3 separate regions of the Homo sapiens genome follow, and regions 2 and 3 are each linked to region 1. A link is a contact called in ENCODE Hi-C or POLR2A ChIA-PET data. All regions are on one chromosome and are shown on one strand. Each heading gives the region's core, a stretch centred on a gene start or an enhancer-like site at or near the end of the contact. The rest is flanking DNA. Distances are from core to core; before and after follow the strand shown. Region 1 holds the start of SLFN5 (schlafen family member 5). Region 2 overlaps LOC107985038 (a long non-coding RNA gene). Region 3 holds the start of GGNBP2 (gametogenetin binding protein 2).

What was found. A loop is a pair of places that touch in the nucleus more often than their neighbours do. ChIA-PET counts read pairs that join two places held with the same protein, here RNA polymerase II (POLR2A). Pooled maps may share reads with other maps.
Region 2: a pooled map shows a loop between it and region 1 (12-fold over the local background). The contact joins the enhancer-like site here to the promoter of SLFN5 in region 1. A Hi-C loop is called at or near these places in 5 of 37 single-sample maps with no recorded cell type and 6 of 50 pooled maps.
Region 3: a loop to region 1 is called in a map of gastrocnemius medialis, with 12 times the contacts of the local background. The contact joins the promoter of GGNBP2 here to the promoter of SLFN5 in region 1. A Hi-C loop is called at or near these places in 2 of 168 maps with a recorded cell type or tissue (gastrocnemius medialis and sigmoid colon), 4 of 37 single-sample maps with no recorded cell type and 17 of 50 pooled maps. POLR2A ChIA-PET finds 5 or more read pairs at or near these places in 2 of 52 experiments (HepG2 and RWPE1).

What each region holds. Positions count from the first base shown.
Region 1 is chr17:35,239,357-35,244,321 of GRCh38, reverse strand. SLFN5 (schlafen family member 5) reads right to left here and starts at 1,250. Exons shown (of 5, transcript NM_144975.4): 1 at 1,179-1,250. LOC105371932 reads left to right here and starts at 171. Exons shown (of 4, transcript XM_047437262.1): 1 at 171-211; 2 at 1,103-1,400; 3 at 1,497-1,696; 4 at 2,352-4,279. The coding sequence starts at 171. The coding sequence ends at 2,799. RefSeq lists enhancers at 207-835, 809-918, 1,439-1,498.
Region 2 is chr17:33,966,951-33,971,386 of GRCh38, reverse strand. The region is part of intron 1 of LOC107985038 (a long non-coding RNA gene); the gene reads left to right. It also overlaps a transcript of ASIC2 not described here. Among named protein-coding and RNA genes, the nearest start is that of LINC01989, 210 kb to the left of the region's middle. RefSeq lists enhancers at 3,094-3,143, 3,154-3,223, 3,244-3,313. Within about 2 kb of position 2,634, at least 2 of the 41 ENCODE cell types and tissues checked have a DNase peak (open chromatin) inside an H3K27ac peak, as active enhancers do.
Region 3 is chr17:36,542,052-36,546,535 of GRCh38, reverse strand. It overlaps GGNBP2 (gametogenetin binding protein 2), which reads right to left and starts at 1,617. Exons shown (of 14, transcript NM_024835.5): 1 at 1,439-1,617; 2 at 719-917. The coding sequence starts at 811. It also overlaps a transcript of MYO19 not described here.

The DNA of each region.
Region 1 (4,965 bases), core at 1-2,500:
GACAAAGGATCCCCTTCTGGTGCAACCGAGCCCCTCAAGATTTCAGCACCCCAACATTTTTAGTGATGAAACCATGAAAATTCCGATGAGGCCCTTGCTTATTTGCATATGTTAACTACCCACTTTTTGCCCAATATTCCTTTTTCTAGCAATATAATTATAAACTGCTGATGCACCGTTTCTTTGTCAAGCAGGAGGATATAGCTTCAGAGTCAAGAAAAAAATTTTGCAGAAGGAATGAATGCCTTTAAGGGCATTGTGACCAGCTGCTGACGCCCAGAAGTCTGGTGGTTCAAGATGTAATCTGAGACGAAGAAAGACTTTTCCCCGAGGTTCCCTGAAATTCCCCCTCCCTTACTTCCTGGTCTCATAAAAACTCCCCACTACTTCTTTTTGTTAGGGTGGATTTGAGAGATCTTGACCTCTTGCCTTCTCGCTTTGGCCAAATGGAATAAATCTTCCTCTGTCTCCAAGCATCTGTGTGTCAGTGTTTGGCATCAACAGCACATCAGGTTCCTGAGCCTGAATTTGGGCTTCGACAACTCGGGCTCCCGGGACACATGCAAGAGGGAAACGGAATCACACCGCAGTCTCAGCCACTGCGGATATGACCAACTAGGGCTCTAGTTAGTCACTGTATGGGGGATACAGGGCTTTGTGGGCTACCCTAGTAGCCTGCCCCTGTTGTTACAGTTTGAAGACTGACGTTCCAAGCCAGGGGCTTATAGGCAAGCCTCTGGAACAAAGCCTCTTGTAATAGACTGGACATTGGCCCTATTTGTCCCCAGGCCACAACCCATTTAACTTCATCCTCGGGAGCCCCGATTTCGTCGTTTTCCCTTAAGTCCTTCGTGCTCCTGAACCGTGGGGAAATGTTGCCAGGTTTGGTTTGCTAAGATGTAGGCTGCGCTGGGTCGGCGCCTCTCCCTCCTCCCCAGCTCGCCCCGCGTTCCGAACCTCCCAGCTCCCGGGTCCTCTGCCACTAGCTGTCGTTGGAGGTGCTCCTGAGTCAACAAACTAAATCTCCCCAGCGGGAAAGACTCTCTCCCGGCAGCGCCCAGACCTGGGGAGCTGCAGTCGCCGCACCTTGTCTTCACCACAGCCCAATAGGAGAACCCGCGCAGACCGGGGGGAGGTTTGGGGAAGGCCTGGGCAAAGAAGCGCGGGGGATTCATTACCCGCTGGGTTCTCCTCGGCAGCGCGTCTCCCTCCGGGAGCAGGCAACGGAGCCTCCCAAGTCCAGAGCAGAGAACCTGACCCGGCGGGATCCCGGGCTTATATCAGCTGAGTTCCGTGACACCTCCCGGGGCGGGACATCGCGCAGGAGACAGACAGAGGTACAGCCCAATCGCATCGTTACGTGGAGCCGGAAGCCCACTCTTGCAACTACAACAGTCTTGGTAAACCTTGGGTGGACTGGGGAGAACTGAGGAGGGGAAGCGCTTTTTTGTTGCTTCTCTGTGTTTTCTATTTTATTTTATTTATTTTATTTTTAGATTTTCAGTTCTTATTTCACCCAGGGAAGGAGACCTGGGTATCCACCCCATGTCCTCCAGAGAACTTCCCTGGCCCCGCTCGGAGTCTTCCTGGGACGCCACAGGCTCGGAGAGCGCTCCGCAGGTTTCTCCCCCGGCGCCTCCAAATCTTTCGATTCCTACTCGAATTACTCCGTCAGCTGCTGGAAGAGGGGCAAGGGGTATGGCGAGACGCGTTGGTACATGGGGCACTGGGGGGAAGGGAAAGCCTCCCTCCTTCTCCTAGTAATTCGAGAATGTTGCGTCCGCCTCCTTTCTTTTGCTGGCGCTAGGGGCTCGGACCAGCACCTGCCAGGCATAGGTGTGGCCACTGGGGCGAAACCTGGCAGGCTCTGGAAACAGCGTTTTACTGACAGGAAAGAGAAACTGTTCTTTGTATTCATCACCCACCGCAGACTTCCTCACGCCCGGGTCTTAGGCGGGGCTGTCAGATTTCAGTGTGTTTCTCTTAATTCTAGTACTAAATTTGTACTGGGCGCTGGCGAAGGGCCTGGCTCCGCCACGCGCGGCCCTCTCGAACTGCCCGTGGGTACGGCGCGCGCTGCTGCCCTGTGTGGCCTGTGCGGGGAACCCGAGGGCCGAAGTGGGCCCCGCCGCAGCACAGGGGGACAAGAGAACCAGGAGCGGGCTGCCTGGGGGCAGATTCGAACCCGTGCTCCCAGCGGATAGAAGTAGCACTTGGGGACTCCTAAAATATTCAGCCCAATCCTGATTCCAGCTGCCCTCTCTAGGCACCTTTCCTCTACCCTTCTTCCAGTTTACAATTCTGGTGAGTAGATGTTTCTCTATCTCTTCTCTTCCAACTCCTGCGCCCAGAGCCAGGAGGACTTCTGGAGCCCGCCCAGCAAGACCCTCTCTCTCCCATCTTCTGCTCAAGGGCTCGAGGTCTCAGTGGACAGAGCTGAAGAAAAGCCGTCTATGGAGCCTGCGCCAGGCGCAGACTGGGTCGTCGCAGTCTGGGTCGTCGCAGTCTGGGCCGGGGCGCTGGAAGTCTTACTCACTTCTCAAGAACCCGCAAGGGATCAGGCCTGACCCTTTGCAAGTGACAGAATCCAAAGCTTTGAGCTCATGGGAAAGTGGCTGGAAAGAAGGTCACTGTAGGGCCGCACAGGTCTCTGGCGAGGCTACCCAAGAACATTTAAATCCCTGCCCAGAGAAGAAGAGGCTCCAGCTGTCCTGCACCTTCCTGGGAACTGGCAGTCCCTCCGCGCAGGGGTTCTGCAGCGACCGGCAGCGCGAGGAGACAAGGATGGTGGCCAGTTAACAGAAAATCAAGGCAGCGGGAAAGGTCTGGAAAACACCACCTACTATCACCTCTGGAGCCTGGGATTATGGGATAAGTTTTCGATTTTTAAATGTATTGTCAAATAGCTAAAGTACACGGAAAGTGCGAAATAATAGTAAATTGAACACCTGTGTATTCACCACACAGCTTAAGCAATAACATTAGCAATATTTGGGTACCCAGCTGGTCTCATTCCCTCATTCCACTTGTCCCCTACTCACCTGATAGCCAGTACAATTTTATGAATTTAAAGTTACTAATTCCCATGCAACTGTTTATACTTTTAGTAAATGTGTTTATGTCCCTCATCAACACATGACACTGATTCAACACATGTATATGCGTTTAAGCTGCATGTAAATGGCATCATGTTGGCCAGGTGCAGTTACTCACGACTGTAATTCCAGCACTTTGGAAGGCTGAGAGGGAAGACGGCTTGAGGCCCAGAGTTTGAGACCAGCCTGGGCAACATAGCAAGACCCTATCTCTAAAAAAAAAAAATTGTTTGTTTGTTTGTTTGTTTGTTTGAGACGGAGTCTTGCTGTGTCACTCAGGCTGGAGTGCAGTGGCGCAATCTCGGCTTGCTGCAATGTCGGCCTCCGGGGTTCAAGCAATTCTCCTGCCTTGGCCTCCCAAGTAGCTGGGACTACAGGCACATCCCACCACGCCCAGCTGATTTTTGTATTTTTAGTAGAGACAAGGTTTCACCATATTGGCCATGCTGGTCTACGAACTCTTGACCTCATGATCTGCCTGCCTCGGCTTTCCAAAGTGCTGGAATTACAGGTGTGAGCCCCCGCGCCCAGCCAAAAAAATTGTTTTAAATTAGCTGGGTGTGGTGGTGCCTGCCTATGAAGTCCCAGCTACTCAGGAGGCTGAAGTGGGAAGATGGCTTGAGCCCAGGAGTTGAAGGATGCTATGAGCTCTGATTGTGCCACTGCACCCCTGCATGGGCAATAGAGTGAGACCCTGTCTCTTTAAAAAAAAAAAAAAAAGTATCATATTGTATGTGTTCTGTAGAACTTGCTCCCACACTTTAACATTTTGCTTTAAAGATTTGTTCATGTACTTAGATCATTCCTTTTCACTGCTTTATGAGCTGAATCATTTCTGCTCTTCTTTCCATCCATACCCATTGGTCTCCAAAGTATCCAGGCCTCCCCAAAAGTTCCTGCAGGAGACCTCAGTTCCACTGGCTTTCAGGTCATTATTGTTCCAGCACTACTTCTCCATTTCTGGTTCCAGCCCTTCTCTCCCACATTCTCAAGCTTCTAGAGGGTCATAAGAGAGGAAAAACGCCAAATGCCTTTGATAAAATGTTGCCTTTCCAGTGGTATGCATGTTTGTGTGGAGTGGGAGGGAAGTGAGGGCAGATGTGACTTACTCTCAGCATTAATTCAAGTTTAAAAGTAAAATCTTTAGGTTTGCCTTGTCCAGTAAAAAATGCCAAGAGCCATAACTGCTCATTCTCTCTCTCTCTCTCTCTTCTCTCTCTCTCCTCTCTCTCTCTCTCTCATACACACACTTGGTTAATGCAATATTTACGTTGTTTTTGCTTCAACAAACTAAAGAGGAGAAGAGAGTTGGTAGGTTAAAGGGGCAGGTTATTCTTTTTTTTTTTTTTTTTTTTGAGGCAGAATCTCGCTTTGTCACCCAGGCTGGAGAGCAGTGGCTCGATCTTGGCTCGCTGCAAGCTCTACCTCCCAGGTTCATGCCATTCTCCTGCCTCAGCCTCCTGAGTAGCTGGGACTACAGGTGCCCGCCACCACACCCAGCTATTTTTTTTTTTTTTGTATTTTTAGTAGAGACGGGGTTTCACTGTGTTAGCCAGGATGGTCTCAGTCTCCTGACCTCATGTTCCGCCCGCCTCGGCCTCCCAAAGTGCTGGGATTACAGGCGTGAGCCACTGTGCCCGGCCAAAGGGGCATGTTATCTTATTAAGGGCAGGCAGTCTCTCACAGAAAGAATCACTGTATTAGTGTAGGGAGAATCACTGCCTAGGTCAGCCGTGTGTCAATGACCTGTGTCACTGTCCTCAGTCTGCACAGTGAGACTGGAGGCTGCATGCCATGGTCTACAGATCCCTCACTACAGAAAATTTGCTTCAGCATTCTCCGTGAGAGTCACAGGGAGATTGATTATGGG
Region 2 (4,436 bases), core at 1,385-3,884, 1.3 Mb after region 1:
GTTGCTCTTCTCCAGGTGCCAAATATTCTCTCAAGCCTTCTGAAGGTTGCAGCAGGGGCCAGGCCAGAGAACAGAGGTTTCTCTGCTTCTGCTTGGTGTTTTATCGTGTTTTGACCAGGTAGGCTACTGCACTGACAACCCAGGAAACGAAGGCAGGAGAGCTGGTGTGCCGCTAGCACAGCCGGCTTGGAGCCCCACTGTCTTTGGATTCTGTGCTCAGCCGGCTTCTGTATTTGGCTGTGAATCATTTCTGCTGGAGGACTGCGTGCCACTGTGTGCCCTTTGAGTGGTGTGCGCATTGCACACGCATCCTGGAGGGAAGCATAAAGAAATGGGAGTGGAGGAAGCAGCCCAGAGGAGAAATGCAACCCTGTTACGCCCAAGTTTGGCTTCTCAGATTTGATGGATGATAGGTATAGCAAAGGCAGGCTGGCTACCTCTTTTGCAGGACTGAAGGGCGATGAATCTGCTGTCAGCACGAGTGACTCAGACACCTGGGTTTGTTCTGAGCATCTCCCCTTGCCTGTTGGGGGAAGATTTCTCAGCCCCCACTTCACCCCCACCTTTCACCAGATGCCACCAGGGTTAATGATGAAAGCAAGTAGTTTGGAGTCAGCCTGGACACCTTTCCCTGCTGGCTCTGCGTGTGCTCACCGCATTTCTTAGGATAATTGCATAGCCTCAATGAGTGCTTACAACTCTTCACAAAAACTCCTTGTTGAGTTAGCCTTAAATCTCCCTGGGTCTGTGTTAGGGGCTGGTCTGATAAATCCTCCTCCTTGGCCTCTGGGACCCAGGTTGGAGTGGAGGCCGCTGGAGCCAAAGCTGCCTAACTTCCCTGTCTTTTGCGGTTCCCATAGTCCAACTGTGATGCCACGGCTGCTGCTTAACTTCCTCTGCCCATAGATCAGGGCTTGGCTCAGCAGGGGAGCAGTGTGTTTCACAGCTGGGTGTGGGCACTGCCTGTCTCTGGGATGTGTTCCAAGTGCAGCATCCCACTAGGCAGAGACCAAGGAGAGCGTGGCCTGGTCAAGATGCATCCACAGCTCCAGAAGTTTAAGTGGGGTGCTGCCTGGGCTTCGAGAATGAGGAAAGGTATCCAACTACCCCACTGGTTCTCACCTGGGGGCAACTTTGCCACCCAGGGGACATTTGATAATGTCTGGAAACAAGTTTTGTTGTCATAATGAAAGGTGCTACTGGCATCTAGTGGGTAGAGGCCAGGGACGCTGCTTAGCATCCTACAATCCACAGAGCAGCTCCCTACAACAAAGAATTAATGAGCCCAAAATGTCAATAGTTCAGAGACTGAGAAACACTGCTAGCCTCAGAACTGCCGAGGAAATAGGCACGTTGAGATAAACAAGACTTTGCATTGCTAGATCCTAATGGTACCGGCAGCTGTGTGGTGTAAGACAGCTTGGACCATGAGTGGGCCTTTCCTTTCCCTCTTCCCCCAGACCCCTAGCCCAGAGTGGAAAGTTACATATCGGAGGCCTAGCGAGGCAGGTGCTGTTGGTGCCTCACCTGTATCCCCTTGGCACTCACCATGGCAGTAGCTGCCGATGACATTCTACAACAAGCACCTGGGACTCTCCACTTCTCTGCCCCAGGGCTTTTTCTCAGCCCACAAGCAGGACAGAGCAGAAGTGCCCTGGAGTTCCTGCCCCCAGGAATGGCCCTCTGTCATTGATGATGGGAGCTGGAGAATAGGTACAGCTCCCGTCCCTCGGGTGAGACAACTCTGCAGCATGTTCACATTGTCGCCCAGAGACCCCAGTGGGACGGAGCCTCAATTGTCCACAATAGTAATGGGCTCATTAATGCACCCTGCATTGCTTCCTGCCTTCCCCTTTCTTGTTCCCCAGATCCTCTGCTGATGTCACTTGGGACCACCTTGCAGATAGACTACTTCATTCCTTGTGACTGAGCCTGCTTGTGAGACAGCCCAGCCCAAGAGAAGCAGCCATATCCTTGTGCCTGCAGGAACCAACATCGTCTGTGCTAGGTTATGTGTTTACTCATTTGCTTACATCCTCCATTCATTCATTCATTTTGTCAGCCCACAACATTTACTGAGCATTGGCTATGTACCAGAAATTGAGAATTTCATACTCATATAGAGAAGGGGAAACTGAGGCTCTGAGATAAACATACACTTCTTCAAAGTCCCCCAAGAAGCGAGGGACCAAAACTAGAATATAAAGTCAAATGCATCTTATGCCTAATCTTACTACTGGTTGTTTCTCAACGGGCCATGCTTGTAATTACCTGGAGAGTCTTATGCAAATACAGACGTCTGAACCCCACTCCAGAATCAATTACTGTCTTTAGCACTGGGCCCGGGCCTCTGTGTTTTTTTAAAACTCACTGCCATCCGCCCCACACACATTGTCTGACTCAGGATGCAGCAAGGGAGAGGAATGGAGGCTCTTCTGTAACTGGGGCTGAAACTAAAGGCTGACCACCCTTCACCACCTGTCACAAGCCCCCTGTCCCCTTGGGGAAGTTGGCATCCTGTGGGGCAGGCCAGCTCCCTGTTGTTGACTTGACATCTTTGCTGAGTCATCTTGCCAAATTCCACCTAGACAGGCTGTGCTGTGGTTTCACTGCTTGTTTGATGATTGGGGTTTCCTGTCCTGCCATATGGTGAGTCCCTGTAAGGCATGGCGGTAATGGGGCCGCACACTGGCAGATGGGCGCTTCCTGACCCAGAAGCCCAACGGAGCTGAAGCCCCCAACTTCACTCTCACCTCTACCTGCTCCCTGGAAGGGTCAGAGATTGAGGTATTTCAGGCTAAATATAGAGGCAGGCCATTAAGAAACAGCATCTCCTCCCCTCTCCCCAATCTCTCTGGGCTTTCCATGTGATGGTTTAATTGCTCCTGCAATCTGTTCCGTTTCTCCCTTGCAGTGCGGGAAAAGCAGCAGCCACAGCCCATGGTGAGAAGCTGCTTTCAGAGATGGGAACAGCTTTTAAGAGGAAGAAGGAAGCTTCAGGTCTCAGAACACAGTTGCAGGCGGGCTTTATTTTTAGAGGTCTCCGCAGAGATTCTGCCCCCTGTTCAGGTCTCGCCAGACACCAGGCCTGGCTTTGGAATTGGGGGTTGGGGGGCAGGCACCGTTTTATTTGGATCAGTGTAGCAGGAAGGGCACTGGGCTTGAAGTCAGGCAAACTTGTGAGAAAGTCATTTAACCTCAAGGACAGGAAATGCCACTCGCTCTGGCAACATGGGGATGTGGAGGAAGGGAGGGAGCACAGTAGATGGCACACAGTAAGCCCAGAGTGTGGGTCTGCCACCCTTGGCACAATACGGGTATTGACAAGAGTCTTGGGCTCATTAGTTGTGTGGCCTTGGTTTTCACATCTGTAAAATGGGGGTAATAATAGCAGCTGCTTCCAGGACTGGCTACATAGTTTGCAGGGCCCTGAACAGAATGACAATGTGAGGCCCCGAGTTGAAAAAGCTTTAACAATTTCCACACAGTGAGAGCAGAGCATTAAACCAGGCATGGGAGCACAGCCTTCTGAGCACAGGGCCCTGTGCAACTACACATCTTGTCACATCTTGTCTACTCACAGGGGTGTGGTGAGGAATTAATGAGACACTGCATGTCAAGTGCTTCTGACACTGGCAGCCTTTATTACTACTACTAATTGAGCATCAGATATACTGTCGAGAGCAGTGTTACCCATTTTGCTATGGCGTATATTAGAGGGAGAAATAGATTAAGATGGAATTTCATGGTGTCTCCAATGGCAAGCTATAGTTAGGACTTTATAAGGTAACAGTGGGGTGTAACTGAAGACTTTTGAGCCACCTTCAAAGTTGTGTTTAAGAATTCGAATCAGGCCAGGCGTGATGGCTTATACCTGTAATCCTGGCACTTTGGGAGGCTGAGGGGGGTGGATTGCTTGAGTTTCGGAGTTCAAGATTAGTCTGGGCTATGTGGAGAAACCACGTCTTTCAAAAAATACAAAAGTTAGCCATGCATGGTAGTGCATGCCTATAGTTCTAGCTACTTGGGAGGCTGAGGTGGAAAGATTGCTTTAGCCTGGGAGGTTCAGGCTGCAGTGAGCTGAGACTGTACCACTGTACTCCAGCCTAGACCACAGTGCAAGACCCTCTCTCTCTCTCAGAAAAAAAGAATTCTAATCAGAACATTAGGTGGGTAATAGGGAATGGTGGTTGGGGGGTGGGTGCTGAAGAGAGGGTACTGCCTGAATATGAGTATTGTGGGAAAAGTAAATAAATAAATAGAGACACCAAAGAAATCCTTCCTGGGTCACTGAAGAGAGGTGCTATGCGTAAACTCAGAGAACCAGGAAAAGGAGAGTTGGGGTGGAGCGAGTTGCTTTTGGCGACATAGAGTGTGAGGTGTCACTGGGACCACTGTGGATGGATATAAAACAGGACACTAGAAACAGGGGAGCA
Region 3 (4,484 bases), core at 368-2,867, 1.3 Mb before region 1:
CCCGGAACTGGGTCTTGACACTCAAGATGAGCAATCAGCTTTTTATAGTACTCTTACACATTCAATAATTTGGCTTCCTTTAAAAAAAAAAAAGTCCACCTGTAAACTAAATAATGCGAAGAAAGCCCGTTTTGAAGAAAGGGCCTAGCAATACAATCATTTCAAGAGTTTTAATGCATTAGGCAATACGAGACTATTTACAACGAAATCAAACCATTTTAGTGGAATCTTGACTGTGCACGAGCATGTCACTCTGCCCCCAGTAATTAAGCTTATGTGGTGAGAGCTACCAGTATTAAAACAGAAAATACACAGGTAGCAGTGCAGCTGCGACATTACCAGGTAATTAAGCCTCCCCGAGGGTAGGTGGTTTCTGTATGGGGTAGGCCCTAAACGCCCAAGATCCTTCAACCCCTCTCTGAGATGTGTGCTTTGACAAAAGCAGCGTCTCCTAAAGGGAAAGGGTCAAGGAATAAGGTTCCAAAAGAAGGAAAATCTGGAGAGAGGGAGTGCGTACGGAGCTCTGGGCTTGGGGCCGACAGAGGTTACCGAGCCACCCACTGCAAAGGCGAGTTTGTGGGGCCTGCTGAAGAGAAGGCCTCGCCTAGGAGTTGCAACACACTCTTTCTCCAGTGCGCAGCGCTCGGCCTGGGGGAGGGGGAGGAGGGGAAACAGCTGCCAGGGGAGCGGCGGGCCCAGCCCGGCCCGGCCCGCTCACCGTCAGGGTGTCGTCTATGTAGAGGGGAATCTGCCTCCTCTCGAAGGGGAACTCCTCCTCCCCGTCCCTGCACACTGCCACGAGTCGCGCCATCGTCCCCGACGCTGCCGTTGCCACCGTCACCACCTCCTCCCAGCTGCCGCCGCCGCCGCCGCTGCTGTTTCTGCCGCCGCCGCTGCCGCCTCCTCCCAGCTCCTGCCTGCAACAGCCAAACCCCGCGAGCGTAAGCACCCGCCGCTGCGCAGCACATTCGCCACGGGGGGCAGGGAGCGGAGCGGGAGGGTACGGGAGAGCCGGGCTGCGTTTCCCATCACCCGATTCCACACACGCTCAGCCAATCAGCGCCCAGCGCCGCCGGGACCCGCCCCCCTCGCGCCGCGCTCCCTCCCTCTCTCCCGCCCGCCCGCCCGCCCGCCGGCCTCCAGTCAGGGTCCAAAGGAGAGGCGGAAGGGACCGGCCTGCCGGGGGCTTCCCCGCCCGCTGCAGGAGTCCCGGCCCCAGGACCCCACCCCTGGCCTGGGCCCCGCAGCCTGTTCCCCGCCGCCCGCCGCCCGGGTGCCCTCTGCCCCCAACTGACCCCTTCTCCCCGCTTCTGGGCGCACCCCGCCCAGTCGGCCCCAGGACTGCAGTTGCCCAGCGCGACCCCGCCCCTGGGAGGGATCGACCCCGCAGCGGCTCTGCGGAGTCCAGGGAACGGGGAGGCTCAGACCCTTTCCTCACCCTTCTCGGAGGAGGCTGTCGGTTCCGACCTTCACCGTTTTCGTGGTCGCCTCGCTAACTCCCACCTCTGCTCCCTGTTACTGGCTGACGAGGCCCGCGTCAGGGCCGGCGTGGGCGGGAGCGCAGCTCCGAATGTCGTTTCCTCTACGGGCAGTCAGCCGCTCGCGCCGCGGGGAGTGGAAGAAGGAGGGCGGGGGACGAGGGGAAGGTGGGGCCGGGCGGGGTCGGGCGCCGGGCGGGACCCACGTCCTCTCGCGAGACTGGGGCTGGCCGCGCTGGGGACCCCGCTGGAGAAATTTGCGCCCAGAGGGTGCGGGGCCGCCCTGGCCGTCCCGCCCGTGGGCCCGGCGCCCTTCTCGGAGCCCAGCCATTCCGCTAGACCCGAACTAGGACTGGTAGGAGGGGTGATCGGCCCAACCTCAGGCCCCAGCCGCGGGCCGGGAAGGCTTCCCCACGGACGAGGGGCAAGCCCCTCGACGTCAGGGTGTCGTCTATGTAGAGGGGAATCTGCCTCCTCTCAAAGGGGAATTCTTTCAGCGAGTCAAGCCCGTCTGATTCGGGGCTGACTCAGGGCAGAGGCCCAGAGAGGACCTGGATAGGTTGCGAGAAGTCGAGATCAGAGGGGGCGGAAGGCAGTGAGAAAAGGGAGACGAGCATCGGGGGGTGAGAGACAAACTCAGGTCTGGCTCTTGGCCCTTGACGCCACTGAATTCGCTTCCCACGGTGGGAAGAGGAGAAAAGGGCCCTGACACCGCGGCTCGCCAGGGGCCCGCTGCGTAGCTGCATCCCGATCCCGCTGAGGGGACAGCAAATAGTGAAGTGCTGATAGCTTGTGGTTGTCGTTACACTGGAAGGAAATAGAAAACCGGACAGTGGTGTGTGTGTGTGCGTCTTGGCCAAAGGAACTTCTTGGGCTGGGTTAATGTGAGCAGGTACTCCCTTGGGCGAAGTACTGGCACTGGCCAACGGCCTTTCCCTCTGGCCGTCTCCGAGGAAGCAGAGCTGCTGTGAAGACAGTTCCTCTCGCCACCGTGTGTTCAGTTCTGACCTTGAAGGTTTTGGAGGTCTGTTGTGAAGATATTTAGCCTATGAAAGTCCTGGTGATCTGAAGGACAGATCAATTTACTGCTCTATTTCCTGGAGCTGTGATACCTTTAAAAAAAGTATTTTGGGTCGGGCATGGTGGCTCACGCCTGTAATCCCAGCACTTTGGGAGGCCGAGGTGGGTGGATCACCTGAGGGTCAGGAGTTTGAGACCAGCCTGACCAATATGATGAAACCCCCGTCTCTACTAAAAATACAAAAATTAGCCGGGCGTGGTGGCATGTACCTGTAATCCCAGCTACTAGGGAGGCTGAGACGGGACAATCACTTGAACCCGGGAGGCGGAGGTTGCAGTGAGCCCAGATCGCGCCATTGCACTGCAGCCTGGGCAACAAGAGCGAAACTCCATCTCAAAACAAAATAAAGTATTTTGGTTATCACATGGAGTCTTAGAGATTCACAACAAATAACCCATAGTGCACCCTTAGCCATGTTGACTTAGTACATTGTGTGGTCATTGTTAGGGTCGGTGACATAATAAACGAAGAACCATTGTTCATTCCCGAAGGTGTCATTACCCGGCAAATATTTATGTCTTCTGGGCCGGGGTCATGGCTCACGCCGGTAATCCCAGCACTTTAGGAGGCGAGGTGGGTGGATTACTTGAGGTCAGGAGTTCGAGACTGGCCTGACCAACATGGTGAAACCCAGTCTCTACTAAAAATACAAAATTAGCCGAGCGTGGTGGCGCACGCCTGTTATCCCAGCTACTCGGGAGGCTGAGGCAAGAGAATCGCTTGAACCCGGGAGGCAGAGGTTGCAATGATCCGAGATCGCGCCATTGTGCTCCGGCCTGGGCGACGAGTGAAACTACGTCTCAAAAAAAAATTTTTTTTATGTCTTCTGGCCATGTTAGCAGAGTAGAAGAGTGAGTATTAGCTTGAATCTAATACGTATGTATGATGTTCATATACATAGCCAAAATTTGGACATTTTTAGAGAATCTTGCGTTTTATGTAAAAAACAAAACAAAAACCAGGACGGGGGCGGCGGCTAACACCTGTAATCCCAAGACTTTGGGAGGCCAAGGCGGGCGGGTCACTTGAGGTCAGGAGTTCGAGACGAGCCTGGGCAACATGGAGAAAACCTGTCTCTACTAAAAATACAAAAATCAGCTGGGCGTGGTGGCGAGCACTTTTAATTCCAGCTACTCCGGAGGCTGAGGCAGAAGAATCGCTTGAACCGGGAAGGCGGAAGTTGCAGTGAGCCAAGATACTGTGGCCTTCAGTATCTAGAGGTGCTCCTACAGTGGTACATCAATTAATGTACCCACTTTAAACCTTTTTTTTTTTTTTGAGACGGAGTCTCACTCTGTCGCCCAGGCTGGAGTGCAGTGGCGCTATCTCGGCTCACTGCAAGCTCCGCCTCCCGGGTTCATGCCATTCTCCTGCCTCAGCCTCCCGAGTAGCTGGGACTACAGGCGCCTGCCACCACGCCCAGCTAATTTTTTGTGTTTTTATTAGAGACGGGGTTTCATCGTGTCAGCCAGGATGGTCTTGATCTCCTGACCTCTTGATCCGCCCGCCTCGGCCTCCCAAAGTGCTGGGATTACAGGCGTGAGCCAACGTGCCCAGCCTAAACCTTTTAGACTTCATTAGGATTCTGGTTGGTAAAGAACATTAAAAATGACAAGCTCATTATATAGGTGCTAATTTTAATTACTTTGACTACTGAACACACGCCAGGTACTAACAAAGAAGGGAGTATTCACCCTGGGGATTTAAATCTGTGAAAAGGTATTAAAACATATATAAAACATAATAAAATGAAATCCCAAAGGTCTCTTTCCATCTGAGCTTACTTTCCCTAATTTGGGTTTGTCTCTTAGGTCCACCGGGCATACTTAGTATCTTTGGACAAATAGGAATTCAATGAAAACGTATTCTTAAAGGCGAAAAAGGTGGATTTGCTAGGTAAGTTGCTGTTTCTCAAGGAGGTAGCC